Regions from separate parts of the Mus musculus genome. Here region 2 is linked to region 1. A link is a loop called in an ENCODE intact Hi-C map of the cell type or tissue named here. Cell type or tissue: left cerebral cortex. All regions are shown on one strand. Links, peaks and the distances in the headings refer to the core of each region. The heading gives the core; the rest is flanking DNA. Region 1 has its middle 21 kb from the start of Tspan17. Region 2 holds the start of Unc5a (unc-5 netrin receptor A).

The links. A loop is a pair of places that touch in the nucleus more often than their neighbours do. Peaks named below come from ENCODE experiments on the same cell type or tissue, not always from the same donor. Only the 100,000 strongest peaks of a DNase experiment are listed, where the experiment ranks them.
Region 2: it touches region 1 in a loop (3-fold over the local background); 7 of 42 quality-filtered maps call a loop at or near these places.

The regions. Positions count from the first base shown.
Region 1 is chr13:54,808,870-54,811,772 of GRCm38, forward strand. No RefSeq gene overlaps it. Among named protein-coding and RNA genes, the nearest start is that of Tspan17, 21 kb to the left of the region's middle. In left cerebral cortex, for the core only: a CTCF peak has its summit at 1,623 (motif pointing right); no DNase peak of the experiment used is centred there; H3K27ac peaks cover 141 bases.
Region 2 is chr13:54,947,899-54,950,801 of GRCm38, forward strand. It overlaps Unc5a (unc-5 netrin receptor A), which reads left to right and starts at 1,513. Exons shown (of 16, transcript NM_153131.4): 1 at 1,513-1,833. The coding sequence starts at 1,764. In left cerebral cortex, for the core only: a CTCF peak has its summit at 1,258; DNase peaks (open chromatin) are centred at 829, 1,277, 2,001 and 2,360; H3K4me3 peaks cover 2,500 bases; H3K27ac peaks cover 1,969 bases.

The DNA of each region.
Region 1 (2,903 bases), core at 189-2,688:
GTTTTTTTGTTTTTGTTTTTGTTTTTTTGTTTTGTTTTGTTTTGTTTTGTTTTAGTTTTTTGTTGCTTTGTTTTTCAGCGCTCTGTGCTGTGCCAGAATACCATAGGGAATCTGCCCACAGGAGTAAACCTTGTTTGGCTCATGGTTTCAGAGATTTTCTGCTAAAGTCTCCTGGTTCCATTGTGGGGTGACTGAGGCCTAACATGGGGTGGACTATCTGGCCGGTGGGCACAAGCGATAGAGGAAGTTGCTGCTCACTTTATGACACCCAAGGAGTAGAGAAAGAGAAGGAGAGAGAGAGAGAGAGAGAGAGAGAGAGAGAGAGAGGGAAAGGGAAAGGGAAAGGGAAAGGGAAAGAGAGAAAGAGAAAGAGAAAGAGAAAGAGAGAAAGAGAAAGAGAAAGAGAAAGAGAAAGAGAAAGAGAAAGAGAAAGAGAAAGAGAAAGAGAAAGAGAAAGAGAAAGAGAAAGAGAAAGAGAAAGAGAAAGAGAAAAGATAGGAGGGGTCCATAGATAAGACATGCACTTTGAAGACACTGCTCAGTGACCTGCTTCCCCTAGGGGATTAATCCATGGGCTTGGTTACCACCCTCCTGGTCCAATTATCTCTAAGCAGTGCCACCAGCTGGAGATGCCTATGGGGACATTGTACAACTAGATCGTAACCATCCTACGCAAATACCCCTCTTCTCTCTCACTGCATCCCACCCTCCTTTAGATTCCTCCATCTAGAGAGGATGACAGTCCAGTTGGCTCTCCGCATCAGTGGGGTTCTGCATCTGTTAACTCAACCCGCCATGGCTCAAACATTTTGAAAATTATGCTTGCACTGAACATGGGCAGATTTCCTCCCTGTCATTATTCTCTAAACAATATGGTGTAATAACTATCTACATAGCATTTGTTAAGTATAATAACTAATCTGGAGATGAGTGAATACATCTATGGGTGTGTTACAGTGTGAATGTGAAATGCCTGTCGCACGCTCATGTGTGGGAACATTTGGCCCCCAGCTGACGGTGCTGAATTAAAAGACTATCGAATGTTGAGCACCTACCTGACAGACAGGTCACTGGAGTGGCCTTGAAAGTGATACTTACTTTTGGTCCTGGCTTGAACATTCTGCCTCCTGATCTTCGAGTTATATGCACATGCAGTCTCACAGCGCAGTCACCACCCCTGCAGCCGCGCCTCTCACATCGTTGTAGACTGATGCTCGCTGAAATGAGGAGCCAGAGCTCATCATTGTAAATGATGTATAGAACCCGGAGACAGAGTTCTACCCATCAGTCTGGGCACTAGGGAAACAGAGCAGCGGGGTCAGGAGTTTGAGGCTAGCCTGAGCCACATGAAACTCCATTTCAAAAAAAACAAGAACAGCAGCAGCAAAAACTATTCTTCTTAAGGTGCTTTTTGTCACAGTGATGAGAAAAGCCACACAATGGACCAGCTCCTGAAAGATGCTCAGGGATAACTCTATAGCTTTTGGATTACAGATCTTAGTGGATTTTGATCTAGGAAAAGCATTCATTAAAGTTTGAGTTATGATTTTTCTTTGCTTTTATTTTATTTAGAGATTTATTTATTTATTATTATGTGTACAGCATTCTGCTTGCACGTATGACTGCACGCCAGAAGAGGGCAACAGATTTCATTAGAGATGGCTATGAGTCACCCTATGGTTGCTGGGAATTGAACTTAGGACCTCTGGAAGTGCAGCCAGTGGTCTTAACTTCTGAGCTATCTCTCCAGCCCCCAAGTTATGATTTTGAGAGATAATAATTTCTTAGCAATCAAAAAACAAAAAAGAATACTTGATAAAAGCCATCTAAGAGTCACGTAGAAGAGAGAGCTCGTAAAAGGCAGCTGAAAGACATCTAGAACATAACTTTCTTCTTCTCCGTCTCCTCCTCCTCCTCCTCCTCCTTTCTTCTTCTTCTTCTTCTTCTTCTTCTTCTTCTTCTTCTTCTTCTTCTTCTTCTTCTTCTTCTTCTTCTTCTTCTTCTTCTTCTTCTTCTTCTTCTTCTTCTTCTCCTTCTCCTCCTCCTCCTCCTCCTCCTTCTCCTCCTCCTCCTCCTCCTCCTCCTCCTCCTCCTCCTTCTTCTCACTATGTAGCCCTCACTGTCCTGAAACTCACTTTGTAGACCAGGCTAGTTTCAGACTCACAGAGATCCACCTGCCTCTGCCTCTCAAATGTTGGGTTTAAGGTGTGCACCATTATGCCTGTCTCACCTTTATTCTTAACATTGGGATGTTAGGAGACAGATGCAGATGCAGATACTAACCCTTCGTGCTTCGTTGCCAAAGCAATAACACAAGAAAATAAATAAGGTGTATGAAGGTTAGCAGGGAAGAGATGAGGGTAGGAACTATCTTTCCTCTCATTTCCAACTGAGCCAATACTTAACGCTTATTCAGTTGAGTAAAAATTCAGCAGGTCCCTAAAGAACATTCTAAACAGCTCAAGGAGACCCTTTAATACCAAGTGCCTGAGAAAGTTCATGTATTGGGCAAGTTCAAATGGCATTGCCAGAATGATAGGTGACCAGAAGGGAATGGGATGCCAGGAAAGACTTAGGTTTCAAAGGAATTGGTGTTGATCCCTCAGGCAGACGATATGTTCAGGTCAGTGGAATCTCTGTGGTGAGGGGAAGAAGACATCTGGCTTCCAGATGGAGAACACGGAGCTGGGGGCAAACTAGAAAACCTGTTCTAGCCAGGAGGAGCTGCAGTAATTAGAATTCCGGAGAATCTCTACTCGTTTCCCTGAGTCATATGGACTCAGAACAGCCTACTGCTTTCTACAGGGCTCAAAAATAGAGTCAATTTCCTGTCTCATCCGTTTCCTGCCAGGCTTGGATTCTTGTGGTACCTGTGATGTGCTCAGGAGAGTATCAGTAGCTCA
Region 2 (2,903 bases), core at 174-2,673, 140 kb after region 1:
GCACTCACATGCACACGCACACACACGTGCACACACACACACATCTTTAAAAAAATTATTTTCCCAGACAACAGCTTCTATTGAAAATTGGTAAACAAAACCAATTGGCTCCTCCCCTCCCAACAGGCACCTAGAACAAGAGAGCCATTTCGATATGACCCTGTGCCCTGTCTCCCTGCCTGTCTGGCCCTGAGGCCCAAAATCTGTACATTCACATCTGGAGCTTTGGTTGTGAATAGAAACACACACACACACACACACACATATACATATGCAGATATACACATATACAAGAGAGCAGAATAAAGCAAAACATTTTTCATAACCTTCTCTATAAAAAGTGGGAAACAAAAGACAGACCGAGAGAGGGCCTCGTGTCTCAAGAAATATAGGAGAGCTCATATCTCTTTGTGGAAGCCAAGACCATTCTTATATCATCTGGCCTGCAGCACCAATTTATATTATCGATCGGCGCTGGAGGCGTTTGAGTGTGTGACCGTCTTCACCCTTCTCATTCTCCTCCTGGCCAGAAGTGGGACCCTCTCTTTCAGATCCCTCGCCCTGTGCACACCGAGAGCGTTTATTTTCCTTCTCTAGGGCAGCCTTCTGTTTATTTTAACCAGCTTAGGGAATGGGGGTGGGGAATAGGAGATCCTCCAGCGGTCATTCTGCTGGGATCCAGAGACGCCCCGTGACTTGCCCAAGGTCACAGAGCCAGAAGAATGTGACACTTCTATTCTACCCCAGGAGTTTGTAGCTCCCAAAACCCTTCTGGTTCCTGCATCACGCCCACGTCTCCAGCGCCGCGCGCGCTCGGGGCGCAAACAACACGACGCTCCTTACAGGCTGCGCTGCGCCCTAAGGTTGTTTCCTTTGGGCCAGCGGCGTGGAGGGATTAAGAAAGCCTGGGGCCACGCTGCTACGCTTGCCCCTGAAGCCCACCAGGCTGTCTTGGGGAGGCGGATGGTGAGACGGTGGGGGCCTGGCGGCTCCTGCGCGCCGGCTGGGCCCCGGGACCTCTCCTGCAGTCCCCCATCCAAGCCGCCCGCCAGCTGCCTACCACGGCGCGCTGACGATCTCGGAGCGCAGCCCGGAGGCAGGGGTGCAAGCAGGGACTGCAGCGGAACCTGCCTGGGGCACTCCAGAGTCGAGCTGCTCTCCGCAGGCTGGCGCTGCGCCGGGGTCGCCGCAGCCCGGGGCCCCTCCCGGGCCACCTGTGCGCCGACTGGCGGACCAGGGTGATGCCAGATCCGGAAAAGCAATCCACTCCGGGATCCAGAGTCCTGTCTCTGTCCCTGGAGACTGAGAGGGGTGGTGGGAGGCCTCCCCGCCCACTACCCCAGCTCCTCCCTGGGGGAGCCTCAGGCGTTGCCCGAAGGGATCCCCGGTGCAGGGGGTGGCCCGCGCTCGCAGCGCCGCCCGGCCCCTCCTCCCCCGCCCCGCCCCGCCTCCGCCCCGCTCCGCCGCTCCAGTCCGGATTTTGCGGCGCCCGCCGGCCCGCTCCCCGGCTGCGGGCTCCGCGCGGCGGCTGGCTCGGTGCGCGGCGCGGCTGGCGCTGCGCTCCGCCCCGGCTGCATTGCTGCGCTCCGGGTGCCCAGGGGAGCCACGCGCCGCGTGCGCCCCGCAGCCGGCCGCCCGGAGGCAGCGCTGTCCTCTGGCATGGGCCCCGGGGGCGCCCCGAGGTGGGGCTCTCGGCTGAGGCGCTGACAGCCTCTCTCCCGCCCGCGGGGCCCCTAGTCCAGCCCGCTCGTCCGCCCGCGGCCATGGCCGTCCGGCCCGGCCTGTGGCCAGCGCTCCTGGGCATAGTCCTCACTGCCTGGCTTCGTGGTTCGGGTGAGTCACGCCGCGCGCGCTCTGGGGAGGCTTGCGGGGGACCGTGCGCGCGAACGCTTAGCTCTGGGGAGGAGGTGGCCGTGACCTGCGCGGCCGACCCGTCTGGGAGCCCCCGGAGGCCAAACTTTGCTGGGCAGGACGCGGGGGCCGCCACTCGCTGCTGCGCAGCTTCCTGGTGCGCTCTCCCGGAAGCCTTGCTTCTGCCAAGTCCAGAACAGCTGTCAGCGCACGGGGCTGGCGAGTGTAGACGCCCCACGCCTCCGGGTGGGGGAAGTTTTTGCTGGTTTCACGGGCCCGGGAGAATGATGGGGGGGGGGGGGGAGCGCGACGGCAGTTTGAAATAATCCAGGAAAGACAAAAAGACAAGACTTGAAGGACTCAAGGCCATATGCTAGTGCTCAGAAAATGGGGTGTGTGTGTGGGGGGGGGGGGGGGTAAGACAGCTCTTCCAGGTAGGACTGCCCCAAACAGCCACTCACAATTTCTAGCTTGGCACCTGGCCTGTGCCCACGTCTAGAACATAGTGTCCTCCTCTGTCCCCACCACACACAGGCTTGCACACGCACACACTCAGGCGTGGAGGCATCCAACAGCCCTCAGCTCTTGCAGCCGGTAGTCAAAGCACTGGGGCCCCTGTGGTGGCCTGTGGTTCCTGGCCTCGCTGCTGGAGGTGGGAGGGGGGAAGAGGAGGGCGAAGGGGAGTTGTTTGCTGTTGGCTGTTGGTTGGCGGGCTCTGAGAACCTCTCAGAAACTCCACAGCCCTGCAGTCTCCCCGCGTGTCTTGTTGGCCACCCTAACCAGCCCCTTCATAACCTAGCCTTTTAGCCCACCTCCTTGCGTGAGAGGCCTGGGGGGGGGGGGAGGTTTTGTCTAATCTCCCAAAGCCCGCACCTAGACCGAGCTGTGGGGGTCCCTAATCTCCTGGCCCCTAAGGATTTGGCAGTGCTGAGCTTCTGGGTATTGGGAAGGGTGCCTGAGCAATTCTTGGTGCTTGATGCCCCCAGAGCCTGCTTCCCGGGAGGTGATCCCTAGGCTGGCAAGGCCAGTTTCTCCTAAGGGTGTGGATTTCT